Regions from separate parts of the Homo sapiens genome. Here region 2 is linked to region 1. Evidence: chromatin contacts called from ENCODE Hi-C data. All regions are on one chromosome and are shown on one strand. The core of a region is the stretch at or near the end of the contact, and the rest is flanking DNA. Distances in the headings are between cores, read along the strand shown.

Region 1 (7,710 bases), core at 4,669-7,168:
TAAAAATGTTTATCCATATAATTAGACAATAGGTTCAGGAGTAGAGATTTTAAAGGTCGAAGGCAACACAGAGCTTCAGACTTGTCTAGATATCTCTGGCTGGATGAGGTTCAGAGGAGCAGCACCCATTGCATGCTCAGAAGTCAAGGGCTTCACTCAGATACCTGCTTCTGCTTTCTAAAAGCCAGTAAGGAAACGTAGCAACAGGATTCCTAGAGCTTAATGATAGAGCAAGGGTGAGGGTAGGCGCATGCTCCAAGTCTTTCCAGAGAGAGGTTGAGAAAGGAGAAGAGACAGAGAGACTTGTAGGAAGAGGCTGCTCCTCAGCATTTCATTATAAAGGGATAATTTGAGAGTTACTCGAAAAAGAAAATAATCACCACTGGACTTCAGCAGGTAATCACTAAGAACAAATACGTTCAGAATAACCTAATTTCTTTCTTTGCTATTATAATAAACATTTTCATTTCAAGGGAAAGCCTTAGGCTTGCTTTGTTACGACTAATGAACATTTTGGGACATGGTGTGAATTCTTTTAGAGTAAAAATAGAAAAATCAATGTCTTTTTATATAAGAGTGAGTTATTTTATTGGGCGTGGAAACCCTGTAACTACCAAAAGGTCTTTCTGTGCCCTCCCTCACTTTGTCCACCTGGGTATTTTGAGATTTGGCTCTGCAAAGATGCAAAATACAAAATTCAATCACTACTTTCTAATCTACCAATTTAAATTAGCAAAGATTACAAAATGATAAGAGGAAACCAAATGATAGCAATAATTCAGTCTATTAGAGCTTTCTTCACTGCCATCAAGAGTATACATTGATACTAGCTTTTGAGAGAGTTGTTTGGCAATGTTTCCAAATTTTTAAGAGGGTTATACCTACCCATTGACCTAATAATTCAACATCAATGATCTATGATGTGAAATAATTAGAAATCTGACAGTTATCTGTATAAGACCAGTTTTTAGGTCATTGTTTATGGTGGCGAAAATCTGGAACCAAATTAAGTCTCCAGTGATAGGAAGACACTTAAATAAACTACAGTAAAATAACCACAAGATGCAATCCTAAGTGTAAAAATTACCACAAGATACAATCATCCTAAGAAAAATAACCATAAGATGCAATCTTAAGTGTAAACAGCATGGCACAAAACTGCACATATAGTATAATGGGAACAATAAAAAATATATGCAAAGTAAAAGAAATGGAAGGAAATATGCCAAAATGTTAATTATGCTCATTCCTGAGTGATGGTCCGATGGGTAATCATTTTCTTCTTTATAACTTTCTGCATTTTCAAATTTCCTCTGATGAACATATATTACCTTCATAATGAGGGGGAAAGAGTTCCTTTAATAAGATCCACTAATATTTGAAACAGAAGCTGTGCTGTAATGACTCACCATCATTTGAGCAAAAGACTTAAAAGAAAAGGCAGAGAATTGAACTAAAACTTAAACTATGTAAATGTGTTTTGTCAGTGATTCAGACAAACAAACACACAGAGTGAAATAGGTGTGGTTTAGTTGAAAATCTGAAACATTTGGAGAAATGTTACCTATAGTTAGATAGACTAGGATACAAAGCCGAGTCTATGGTATAATTAAAAACACACATGTAAACTTGGAGAAAGTGCTTGGAAGAAAGAACAAAATGTTAATACATGTATTGCTTAGGTAGGAGACTACCTCTGAGTTTATTTTTTGCATCCCCCCAAGCCCACGAAAAAGTGTTTCTTTTATTATGACAATAAAACTTATTACAAATGTTCAGATCTTCTAACAAATGGGGTTGGCACAAGTGTGTATCTGGAAGGAAACAAAAAAACACTGACCTTTGCCTTACACCACTGCACAAAAAGTACTTAAAATATCCATAGACCTAAATGTAAAGGCTAAAATGATTTAAAAAAAAAAACCCTCAGAAGAAAACATAGGAAAAAAACGAAGAAAATCTTCGCAACCTAGAGATAGGTAAAGATTTCTTAAATAGTATACAAGAAAATACAAATCATAAAAAGATACTTTAAATTTTTTATCAAGATTTAAAACTTTTGTTCTTTAAAAGATACCATTAAGAAACCAAAATGCAAGCCACAGAGTGAGAAAAATATTTATTATCCATATGTATCTGGCAAAGGACTTACATTCAGATTATATAAAGAATTTATGTAACTCAGAAATAAGACAATCCAGTAAAATACTGAAACAAGATCTGAACAGAAGACATACATGGCTAAGAAACACATGAGAAAGGTTCAATGTCACTAATCAGAGAAATGAAAGTTAAAACTATAATAAGATACCACTACACACCTATTTAAATGGCTAAAATTAAAAAGATTGACGATACCAAGTATTAACAAGAATGTAGAGGAACTAGAATTCTCATACACTGCTGGTGGGACTGTAAAATGGAAAATCCACTTTGCAAAACTCCTTAAAAAGTTAAACACACACCTACCACCTAACCCAGCCATTGTACAACTAGAAATTTTTCAAAGAGAAATCAAAATATAGACCACTTAAAGACTATACATGAATGTTCATAGCAGCATTATTCATAACAGTAAAAACTGAAAAAAAATCCCCAAATGTCCATCATCAGGTAAGTAAACAAAATGTGGTATATCCATATTCCTCTTTAATCAAAGGGAATGCAACAAAATAGATCTCAAAATAGCTGAGTGAAAGAAGATGGACACAAATGAATACATATAAAAGTCTATAAAATTCAAGCTGATCCATAGCTTGAAAAAAGCAGATCAGGCCGGGCGCGGTGGCTCACGCCTGTAATCCCAGCACTTTGGGAGGCCGAGGCGGGTGGATCATGAGGTCAGGAGATCGAGACCATCCTGGCTAACAAGGTGAAACCCCGTCTCTACTAAAAATACAAAAAATTAGCCGGGCGCGGTGGCGGGCGCCTGTAGTCCCAGCTACTCGGGAGGCTGAGGCAGGAGAATGGCGTGAACCCGGGAAGCGGAGCTTGCAGTGAGCCGAGATTGCGCCACTGCAGTCCGCAGTCCGACCTGGGCGACAGAGCGAGACTCCGTCTCCAAAAAAAAAAAAAAAAAAAAAAAGCAGATCAGTGACTGCCTTTGCCAGAGGTGGAGGGAGGAATGGATTGCAAAAGGGACACAAGGAAACTTCTCAGGGAGAAGGAAATGTTCTGTGTCTTGATGACTGTGATAGCTTCACGGGTGTACACAGCTGTCAAAATTCATCAAACATACTGTACTAAGTGGATGCAATTTATTATATATAAATTATACTGCAATTAAGTTTATTTTAAAAATCAGAAGGCTAAAAGAAAGGTAAGAAACCTATTATTCACCACCCAGGAATTTATTTTTAGATAAAGGTATTGCTGATATATTATACAACCAAATAAGAAATGTCCCATTCAGGCACTGCCTCCCTTGGGAAGCCTCCCTGAGCCTCTCTATCCCTACCTCAGACTCCCTACCCTACTCTAGGTAGAACTCAGTACCATCTCTGGGCTCTGGTCCTCAATCATCCTGTACATTACAATGCCTGTCAACACCGCACTCCGATCTACAAATTACTCAATGACTTCCTCACAGTGAGCCGATTGTATGCTGTGGTTTTTGCCTTGTTCATCTTTATATTACTAACATTGAGAATAAAACTGTTGCTCAATATATATATATATTTGGATAAATGTACAGGTGGACAGATATAGAAAAAATAAAGGAAGAAAAAACTAACCACAAAAGGGCTGAATCAACAAGGATGCCAAAAAAATTACCATAGGTTCCAAGTATTTCTTTTTACACAAAAAAAGGAAAATATAAACCCTTAAGTTGAAAAGCGTCATAGCAGATAAATCACAAAAATTAGGTAGCTCTTGCCCTGAGTAATGGGCTTCAACAAATGCTTTTCGCTAAGTTCTCAAGTGTAATCTTCTTCATGTGGATGAAAAATGTAATACATACCTTCTTCAAAATGGGATAACTTTAGGAATTCCCTACTGGAGAAAATTACTGCCATATAACCTCACTGGACAACAGTTCAAAACATGAAATCCTTCCCAATAAATTTTTTATCCAGATTTCTTCACCTAGAATTTTAAGTGAAATATAGACTTTAATTAATAATTATATGAAGTTTCATTTTCATAAGGAAGTAATACAAGCATATGGCATCTTCATACCTTTAATTGACAAAATGTTTATATTTCTGAAACCCCAGGACTATCAAGGACTTAACCCATAACATTGAAACTATCTCTGTATATGTTTATCTTCTCTCCAAAGCTAAGGGTTCTTTTCCCTTGACACTTAATACAGCACTGCCTTGTTATAGAGTAAGCACTTAAAAAAATAGTCACTGAATTACATAAAGTGACGTTTCTCTCTTTTTTAGTACATGGAACTGTTAACCCATTAAGTTACACAGGTCCCATACTCATGCCTCTTTAAATTTTGTGCATTATGGGAATCAAGGGCACTGTGCGAGGCATGGAACATAGAGAAGTAAACAAAATAGACCTGGTCCTTGCCCACTTGGAGCTTACCGTCTAGGGAGAAGATCATGGGATCTGACCTCAGCAGGTGTGTCCAGGAGGAGCTGTGTTTTTAACAAGTTTAACATTAATATGCTAAAACTAATATTATTGCTGGTGAGAAATATTTGCTATAATTAAAAAATATGCAATCCTTCCAACTCCTAAAGTCCAACTCTTGGAGAGGTATTAATAATATTATTCTATTTATTATTATAAAATATTATTATATTATTTAAAATAATAAAAGTTCCAAAGGATACACAAGGTTTATGGGAAAGGAAGCCATTGATCACACCTACTTGAAAAGTAATTTGCCCAGGCTAATATCACTTCTCCTATACTGTATGGTTTACAAGTATGCTGTCCACTGTATATTTGGGGAAAGAATTATTGGCTCTTTAAAAAAAAAAATGCATGATCTATCCCCAAAGTTCCTTCTCTACAGTATGTCTGCAAGTGGAGGCTCGTCTGTCTAAGTGACATCAGATTTTTGAATTTTCCAATGAGAATGGTAATGCTGCTAGTTACTCATCTGATCTGTAAACCTAAGAATTCCCTTCAGTCAACATACAGCAAATGGGTACTTTAGATGGTGGTCAGAACTCCTAACTTGGACTAACTGCTATTCTTTCCCTGCTAAAAACATTTCCTTAACTTTAAGCTCAAGATCTTCTCTCAGAGTTGATCAGTGGAAAGAAAACAGACCTGAACTTGGTTTAGGCTCTGAAGAAATTACTTTATGTTGTATGCTGTAATTCAATGAAGATAAGCCCTTGACTTCTAAGGAGTGTCAATCTAAGAAAAAATAACTCAAGAACATTTTTTGCAACAGTAGGTCAAGCTCTCTGCCATGTTATCCAAGGTTCTTTATAGAAAGAACCAAGAGATAAATTCCACTTGAATTTGGTATCAAGCAAAAGCTTGCCTCGCTATATAATCTTTTAATCCTATAGGTCTACTTTTGTCAAGAGAGGAGGACTAAATAGACAACTATAATTTCCTGGTTGCTAACAAGCTGAAGGCTAAATTTTCTTCTCAGTGATTGTAATTATATCACTCTGGGTTCCCTGCCCAATTCTCTTTCCACTCTCAAGATATTTTTAAAATCTCATTTTAGCTTCATTTTACTTCACCTACTTTATGCTTTCATACTGTAAGTCACCTTAAATCTTCTCTGGAACAAGGCAAGGTAAAAATAAATCATTCATTTATATCATGTGGTTACATCAATGCTTACTCAACTTTCAGTTCCTCTAAATATTTCTAGGGTATCTCTCTGTCCATCTCTCTACGGAAAAGCCCTCCCTTTAAAAATCATCTTCATACTCAACCTAACTTTCTACTGTTACTTTGTATATTAAAAACAACAAAGAGATAGGTTATGGCACAATTCCTATTTAAGTCCGGTTAGCCCAGTTCAAAGGTAGGGGTTACAATGGAGTCTGGGCATTCCTGGAAAAACAGTAACAACAGGTTTGAAGGATCTTAATTCTATCTTCCTTCCTTCTTTTTTTTTTTTTTTTTTCTTGAGATGGAGTCTCGCTCTGTCACCCAGGCTAGATTGCAGTGGCATGATCTTGGCTCACTGCAACCTCTGCCTCTTGGGTGCAAGCAGTTCTCTGCCTCAGCCTCCCGAGTAGCTGGGATTACAGGCGCCTGCCACCATGCTCAGCTAATTTTTGTATTTTTAGTAGAGATGGGGCTTCACCATCTTGGCCAGGCTGGTCTTGAACTCCTGACCTTGTGATCCACCCATCTTGGCCTCCCAAAGTGCTGGGATTATAGGAGTGAGCCACTGCACCCAGCCACCTTCCTTCTAATTTTGGAGCTTTGCAGGGTCCATAGATGGGTTTCTGGGGATCAGTAAACCTATCTAAACCACCTGCAAAATACTATGTAAATGTTAAATATGTATTTGGTAGGGGCAGGAGGGGGAAGCTACAGGCTTAATCTGAGTTTTTAGGTCCCTAACACCCACAGTTAAGAACTATTATCTACCTGGCCCCTCCGTCCCCACCGCCCAACTTTACCCAGTCAATCTTCAACTACCTGACTGACGGCTATGAATACAAAATACAGTTCAAAGCCCACCTTTTACTCAGCAATCAGAGTATGTTTTCCTTTATCATTTAACTTGGTTTATTCATTTTATACCCCCAGAACAGTGTCTGAAACAAAGGTCAATTCAACAAATGGAATTAATTAATCTGAGGTGTTCTATTTATTACTCATTGATGGCAAAAAAAAATCACTCATCAATAACTAATAGAGGCAAGTAATCTGGAGGCTGATGATTCCTAATTTTTAAATTGAAAATAAATACAAACCCCAGTAACAGAATCAATTAAGTGTGTATATACAGCAAAAAGGCAAACAAACAACCCCCAAAATGTAGTTAAACGATATTTCCCTACTTGATTAAATCATGTTGCAGCTGCTTCTAAATTTTAAAACACAGAAGCAATGCAAATGTGAATTTTCTCTGCAAATTCTCCTTGCAGGAGTGACACAGCAAAGAGGAATATAATAGGTTACAACTAACTCAGAAGTACAACACAGGCACAATTTCTGACCACCAACAAAGATGTAGGAGGCTGCTAACACAACCATAGCCCTTTCTCAATTCTTTTCCTGGTTTCTGACCTGAACTTTGTCATTAGCACATATTACTCTGTGAAGATTTTGATCATCTCACAATTTCTGACTTCGTACTTGCAGCAGCCTTATTATGTATGCTTCAAAGCTAGAGGATTTTAATTTCCATTTTTTATTTGCACTCAGGAGGCTGCAGATTATCCAGTATAGAAATTCCCTAGAGTGAGAATCTCTTTATATAAAATAATTCCCTACACTCGCAATTCTTTATATTAGAACAATAATAGATGTAGGCATTATTATTGAGGATTTAGCTAGAGGAAAGCAACCTCTCAAATAGAACAGCACTTTATCAAAATAATTATTATTCCTTTCTCTGGGGAGGTTGTGTGAAAGCCCTTGTTCATCTCTGCAACATGTTAAAATGTATCACTTTTATATGGCTCCTTTTTTTCATGAAGTAGGCAGCAGCACAAGTAAATAACAATAGCTGACTTTTGAGAGAAAGGGGAAGATCCTTGCAATACTGTTGAGTATATCACGGGTATTGTCACTTTAACAGCAGAGATAACCTCCCTTTAA
Region 2 (7,597 bases), core at 1,994-4,493, 150 kb after region 1:
GGAAATGGAAACCAATTACTGCTGGCAGAGGGAAAGACCCTTTCCGAAGCTAAGCTGACAAGAACAGTAACAGGATGAAGCGTGTCCCTTCTCCCTCCCACAGCCTTCCAAAATTCCCCTGGTGCCCCCATTAGCACAGCTTAACAGGGAAACAGCAGGCAAAGAAGGAACATGGAAGGAGGTCTGCTGACTACCAACCCAACACCACAAGCAGATTCTAGGAAGGTCTATCTGGAGCTTAGAGGAAATCACTTAATAAGGAGCCAAGGGAGTGTGACCTCCACCAGCTCCAAAACGAGGCTGGGGCTTTTCCAAGCTCCATTAACAATAGCCAGGCTTTTAAAAAAAATTCTCATTTCACTCTGTTTTCCAACACAATTCCTAAAATGATCCTTTTTAATATCTAACACTTTCCAAATGTTCGCTCTGTACTTCCAAACCCCGCCCCATTCCACCCCAATCTACTTCCTCTGGATTGAGTGATGGTTATGACGGAGGGTCTGGGGTCACACAGCCCCAAGCTATGTGACCTTGGGCAAGCTGCCTGTGTGCTTTGTGCTGCACATTGCTCAACTACAAAAAGCAAATGACAATAGCATCTACCTCACAGGAGGGCTGTAAATATTAAATGAGACTATACATGTAAACATAATAATATAAATGTACATGTCTAGCACTGAAGTGTTTAAGAATGTTGACTGTTGGGGTTAATAGTATCCACATGATTATCCCAGACACCTGGATAGAAACTAGAACCAGGTCCACTACAACCTTTTGAGAAAATGCCTACTTATCCCCACCTCCCTATGATCAGCTCTGCTCCCACTCAGCCCCAGCTCCTGCCAGCTTCCTATTAACTCCCCCTCTTCAAATCCCACTCCTGAGGGCCAGCACTGACAACTTTTATATGGTAATGATTGGGCACAGAGAAAATTATGCCAGGAAAGTGACTCACTGTTCAAGATACAATTAGCCCCACTTCTCAGGTAATTAAACAGCCCTGGCTACCACATCCATGATGCAGCAAGTAACTAAAACATTTCTCCTACTCACAGACACAGGAAAAGAAAATCCATTCACTTTAATGCCACCTCTCCATCTGATCTGATTGCACTTATAACCCAACTCCTGCTTTTCCTGTCTCCTCTGACAACCTGAGGCCCTCCCCTAAGTTACAACCGCAATACAGGAAGTCAGGTCACCCTCTGCATGGTAGAAGTCTTTCTTCCCCCCCCTCTTCACACACTCTCACCCAGAAGCAGGGGCATGATGCCATAGTCTGAAATGATGGCAGAAAATAAGAGCCACAAGGGAAGAGGATATGAACTGCAGGAACACAAATGTCCAGTGCAGTGAAAAGTAGTGTCTTGGCAACCCCAGGGGGCCCTGAGAACATCATTGAGTGAGAAGGAAAATTAAGACACACCCTCATGAAGGGCACGGAACACCTGCTAAGCCCCGGTGGAAGCAGCAGCATGCTGCAGTCTCTGCCTCCAGCAGCCCCAGCCCAGAGTTTCTCCTAAGTGAGGCCACCTGCAGATCCCACAATACCATGAGTCGGAGCCTGGCAGGACATCAGGAGAATGTTCCCTCCTTTAGTCTTGGGGCTGGGGGCTAAGGTGTTAGGACTGTGTTGTATTGAAAGATGTGGAGACAACATAAGGGGTCACCTGGGTGTGCTGTGAAAACGTTGCTGCTTATTTAGTTAGTATGGGACAGGGGTGAGTTCTACATTTCTCAAGCTCCCAGGTGATGTGATGCTGCTGGTCCATGGGCCACATTTTCAGTTGCTACCACAGAGGTGGCATAACTTCCCTAAATTATCCCCGAAGGGGCCAGGTACCCACCTCCTAATAAGGGAATCGAGTTTAGGCCCCCATGGAAGGAACTGGAAAGGAGGCCTGAAGCATGGAAAAGCAGATGCCTCGGCGTCAGGGACAAGAGGTGCCAGCCTGGGAAGGGTCTCGCCCGCCTGCAAGCATCCAGAAGGAGCAGATCCACTCCAAAGAATAATAATTCAGAAATGTATGTGTATCGGGCTATTCAAAAATGAAGATTTGGCCTAGCATGGTGACTCATGCCTGTAATCCCAGCACTTTGGGAGGCCGACATAGGCAGATCACTTGAGGTCAGGAGTTCAAGACCAGCCTGGCCAATACAGCGAAACCCCTTCTCTATTTAAAAAATAAAAATAAAAATTAGCTGGGCATGGTGGTGCAGGCATGTAGTCTCAGCTACTCGGAAGGCAGAGGTGGGAGGATAGCTTGAACTTGGGTGGCAGAGGTTGCAGTGAGCCAAGATCACGCCACTGCACTCCAGCCTGGGCAACAGAGCGAGACTCTGTCTCAAAATAAATTAATTAATTAAAGTAAAATAAAAACAAAAATGAAGATTCAACATTCCCTCTATCTCATAACATGTAAGTTTATTATTTGATTTTTTGGGTGGGTTTTTCAGAAATTCACTACAAATGAAAGATGAAGACAATGCCTGCCTTAGTAGAAATTAGTACAAAAGGCATAATTAAATTTCAGAATTATTTCCAGCACCTAGGATTGAAATTAAGTTGGACTTTATTTATCTGGAAATTTATTTTATTAATCCAGAAAACATGATACCTCAAACATTATGGGTAAAGATATAAACAAAGCTGAACAGCCAGCTGATTGCATCTGCTGTTATTCAACTTATGTTGAGCCTCCAGTCATACTCACATTAAATAAACTTTATAACGCTATGTCTAAATTCAACCTATACAAGTTACTGGGTATGATATTATAAGAAAGAAAACCATTACAAGTATTGATTTTTTTTTAATTGAAACTACTTTCTCACAGCCTGAGGCCCAGGTCCCCAGATGTATGACACATCTCTAACTAGAAGCAGATGGAGAGCTGCTTAGGATAGCATGAGTTTCAATATGACTTACAGTCACACATTTACATTTTTTTTAACAGCTAGGCTGATTAGATTGATAAGTACTTGTTAAATTGACATTTTCACAGATGAACTTTATTTCCTCTCTCTTTCATTTACTCAAATGATAGGAAGTATTCACTTTTACATCCTCGTTGTCAAGTTTTTGTAACTAACGTTTCTACCTTGAACTCTAAGCTCTCAGAAGACATAACCTGGGCAACAAAATGAGACCCCGTCCCTACAAAAATTTTTTTAAAAATTAGCCAGGCATGGTGGCACATACCTGTAGTCCTAGCTACTTGGAAGGCTGTGGTGGGAAGATCGCTTGAGCAGAGGAAGTTGAGGTTGCAGTGAGCCACGATGGCACTACTGCACTCCAGCCTGGGCAACAGAGCAAGACCATGTCTCAAAACAAAACCACCAAAAGACAGTTACCTACCATTGATTTGCCTCATTTGCTGCCAAGATAATTCTCCTGCACATAATTTAATAAAGTCTGGTCGGTGGCCATGCTTTTCAGTTTCAACTCTAAGCTGTAGCCTACTAGCTACAGTATGTGAATGAAAATCCTGTAAAAGCCCAAAATTCAGATTCAATCTCTGTAAAAGCCCAAGATTCAGATTCAGTCTCCTGATGTGTCAATTAGCTGCACTTTGTTACATGCCAAAGATAATACTTAAGTCCATCCAGTTAGAGTAACAAGAACAAAATGAATGGATGAGTGTAAGAATTCCACCACTATTGGCTGCGCGAGGTGGCTCACGCCTGTAATCTCAGCACTTTGGGAGGCCTAGGTCGGTAGATCATCTGAGGTCAAGAGTTCAAGACCAGCCTGGCCAACACGGCAAAACCCCATCTCTACTAAAAATCAAAAAATTAGATGGGCGTGGTGGCGGGCACCTGTAATCCCAGCTACTCAGGAGGCTGAGGCAGGAGAATTGCTTGAACCTGGGAGGTGGAGATTGCAGTGGGCCAAGATCGTGCCATTGCACTCCAGCCTGGGCTACAAGAGCAAAACTCCATTTCAAAAGGAAAAGAAAGGAATTCTACCACTATAAATGGGAATGGAGTGGGAAGAAGTTATCAAACACATATGATCTACTGATTATGTGTAATAATTATAATAATGCCTTCCTCACACTAAGAATAATAGCATCTTGGAGTTGCAAAGAACCTCAATTTATGGTTTACATGATCACCTCAATTTACATCTTATACAATAATGAAGAATATGTACTTGTTTATTCATTGAACATATTTCACTGAGCTTCTAGTATGTGCCATGTGCTATTTAGGGTGGTAGAAAGGAAGCTCAGAGCAAAAAGTATCTGCCTTCCTAGAGTTTACATTTTATGTGAGAGGGGATATGGATTTAAAAGTATCATAAATGGCTGGGTGTGGTGGCTCACGCCTGTAATCCCAACACTTTGGGAGGCCAAGGCAGGTGAATCACCTGAGGTCAGGAGTTCAAGACCAGGCTGGCCAACATGGTGAAACACCATCTCTACTAAAAATACAAAAAATTAGCAGGGCGGATGCCTGTAATCCCAGCTACTCGGGAGGCTGAGGCAGAAGAATTGCTTGAACCTGGGAGGCAGAGGTTGCAGTGACCTGTGATCATGCCACTGCACTCCAGAGCAAGACTCTGTCTCAAAAACAAAAGGGTAATATAAATAATTTCAGATTGCAGTTAAGTGCTATGACAAAAATAAAATTGGTGGGGACAATACTTGAGCTATGGTGGTCAGAGAAGCCTCTCTCAGGTGGTGACATGTGGGCTGACAAGAAGGGGCTGACCATGCAAAGATCTGAGCATTCTAAGATGAAGGGCAGAATGGGCAAAAGGCCTCAGATAGGAATGATTTTGGAGAGCTCAAGGGACAAAGACAGAGGCGGTGTGGCTGGTGCTTGTCAGCTAAGAGGCAGGTGGAAAGAGGTGGTAGGGCAGGTTGGCAGGAGACTAAACACAGGGAAAGAGTCCTGTAGACCAAGGTGAGTACTTGAAAGGATTTTGAAAAAAAGAATTACAGAATCTGGCTTACATTGTACAAAGGTCACTCTGGCTGCTATGTGTAGATAAGATTGTACGCAGGGCAAGAGCAGGTACAGCCTGGTTGGTTAGGGTGTTGCTGTAGATGTGCGGGCATGAATCAACGATGGCAAGTGCTAGGGTAGACAAAGTAGAGAAGAAGAAAAGTAAAGTGGCTGGATTTGAGAATATATTTGGACGTAGAGCCACAGGACTTGCTGATAGATTGGAAGTTAAATGCAAAGGAGGAGACATTTAGGTACTGAAACTAAATATGTAATCGCCTCTACTATAATCATCACTCCATTTTATAATGAACGGCCTTGATTCTCTCTTCATCCATCCCAAAACCCTGCCAACGCTGGCCCATCCACCAGAATATGTTCTGCATGCTCCAGATGTCAATTTGAAAGCCTTGGGCTGCCACATATTGTTCAATGAACCTCCAACATCAGGAACAAGGAAAGGTGAGGATGCAGGGGAAGGAACAATAAAAACCGAGAAGGGGATGTGCTTCCCGTGTTCAAGAGATATTTCAGGGGGAAAGAACTGTCCAATCATATCTTACAAATGGGTATTCATGTGTACTGCCCTCCTATAAAGAAATGTTACGTATAACTAAAAAATATATATGTAAATATCCAGTATTTGTAGGTATTCTTTCCATTCAACTCTTTTCCTTGTAAAGGCTTAAAAGAAATAATTAACTTGTTCCTTAAAATTAAACCATACTGGCCGGGTGCAATGGCTCACGCCTATAATCCCAGCACTTTGGGAGGCTGAGGTGGCCGGATCACCTGAGGTCAGGAGTTTGAGACCACCCTGGCCAACATGGTGAAACCCCATCTCTACTAAAAATACAAAAAAATTAGCCAGGCATGGTGGTGGGTGCCTGTAATCCCATCTACTTGGGAGGCTGAGGCAGGAGAATCACTTGAACCCAGGAGGTAGAGGGTGCAGTGAGCCGAGACTGTGCCATTGCACTCCAGCCTGGGCAAAAAGAACGAAACTCGGTCTCAAAAAAAAAAAAAAAGTAAAAATAAAACCATACTAAACAACAATGACAAAAAGTGTATTAGAAATCCCATTGCCCAAACACAACTATTTTCATGATGCATATTCCATTGCAATCTTTACTCACACACACACGCACATGAATGTACTCACATTTATAGCCACAATAATTATGACTTTCAATTCTGCTATTGTCACTGAGAATTAGATCCCAAACACTTTTCATGTTTCTAAAACCTATTAATAATTACATTAATTGTGGTACAACATCCCAACATGTTATTGAACCATAAACTATTGCCTTTAGCCCTAAGACTGAGCACTTGAATTCTCCTTTATCTCAGTGTCGTGTAATAATTTCAAAGGGATAACCCAACTTTGGTGTAAATTAAAGCTAAAACAATGTCAAGTTTGTAAGCTTCAAGTGTCTTGAAAAGTTGCTGTATTTGGCAACTCATTACATTGCTTATAAAATCATTCACCTGTCAATGACTTCCCAAACCAAGTAAGTAAAAAAGAAATACATAGATTTCATTTAGGAATTATTTACCGATGATACTAGAATGACTCACAAAGCACAGTAGGAAATCATCTGAATCTGATCTAAACCAGAGTGTGTGCATTTGTCCTCACTGGCAAATCAAATACGGACTTAGCACATCGCACTCACTGGCACTGTAACTTCACCGAAGACTCAGCGTTCACTAGGTGGCTAAGTGCTATTGGCAAGAGTTCACAGATGAAACACTTCAAGAGACAACTCTCTGAATGTTTTAAGGATAGTTTTACATTAAAACAGTTTACTATATTTAAACATGTTTGAGTAAATTTAGAACTGTATCTATAACATACAGATAAATGTTACAGGGAGAGAGATTACTATACTGTATTCTAAAGGTGTCTTTCATTTAAGGCTTGCTAACTCCTCAATGCACATCTAAAAAAGTTTCATATGCTTATGCAATTGCTAGTTTCCCTGATGTCTCCAGATTCTTTGCTATGGCATCATATTTTGGGCAATGCTAAAAGTAGCAGGGGGCGGGGGAAACTTCAGGGACTTCAGGCTTCAGGCAATGTTTAAAAGAAAAATCCTATATTCCTTATACCCTGATACTTAGGGGGTTACACCATTCGGTGGACATGAGTTAAAACCACTGAGGTTTGCTCTCAGCTTCAAAAGAAAGCCAGCAGCAGCCTCTCTATGAAAACTCTCAAACAGCCCTGGAGCAGCACGTCACCTCTTCCCTGTTTTTATTTGCTAACCTTAACTTGTGAGTCCCAACCTTTTAGGAGAACATCTGAAGAAGAAAAAGAAGTGGCTATCTACAGATCAGACACCATCACAGGAGAAACTGGACTCCATCCTGGAAAACTGGGAAAATCGTTCCGTTTTGCAAAATTGTATTGTATTTCACAGCCACAAATGAAGAAGTGCCACTTCAAGGAATTCCATGATAAATTACTTTGTAAAAGGAAATGGTAATCCTGCATTTTAACTTTTTTTTTTTTTTTAGACAGAGTCTCGCTCTGTTGCCGAGACTGGAGTGCAGTGGCACGATCTCGGCTCACTGCAACCTTTGCCTCCCAGGTTCAAGCGATTCTGCCGAGTAGCTGGGATTACAGGTACACGCCACC

What was found. A loop is a pair of places that touch in the nucleus more often than their neighbours do. Pooled maps may share reads with other maps.
Region 2: a loop to region 1 is called in a pooled map, with 7 times the contacts of the local background. The contact joins two enhancer-like sites. A Hi-C loop is called at or near these places in 2 of 37 single-sample maps with no recorded cell type and 6 of 50 pooled maps.

The regions. Positions count from the first base shown.
Region 1 is chr2:168,036,538-168,044,247 of GRCh38, forward strand. The region is part of intron 14 of STK39 (serine/threonine kinase 39); the gene reads right to left. Among named protein-coding and RNA genes, the nearest start is that of B3GALT1-AS1, 99 kb to the left of the region's middle. Within about 2 kb of position 5,919, at least 2 of the 41 ENCODE cell types and tissues checked have a DNase peak (open chromatin) inside an H3K27ac peak, as active enhancers do.
Region 2 is chr2:168,192,073-168,199,669 of GRCh38, forward strand. All of the region lies in intron 1 of STK39 (serine/threonine kinase 39), which reads right to left. Among named protein-coding and RNA genes, the nearest start is that of STK39, 52 kb to the right of the region's middle. Within about 2 kb of position 3,244, at least 9 of the 41 ENCODE cell types and tissues checked have a DNase peak (open chromatin) inside an H3K27ac peak, as active enhancers do.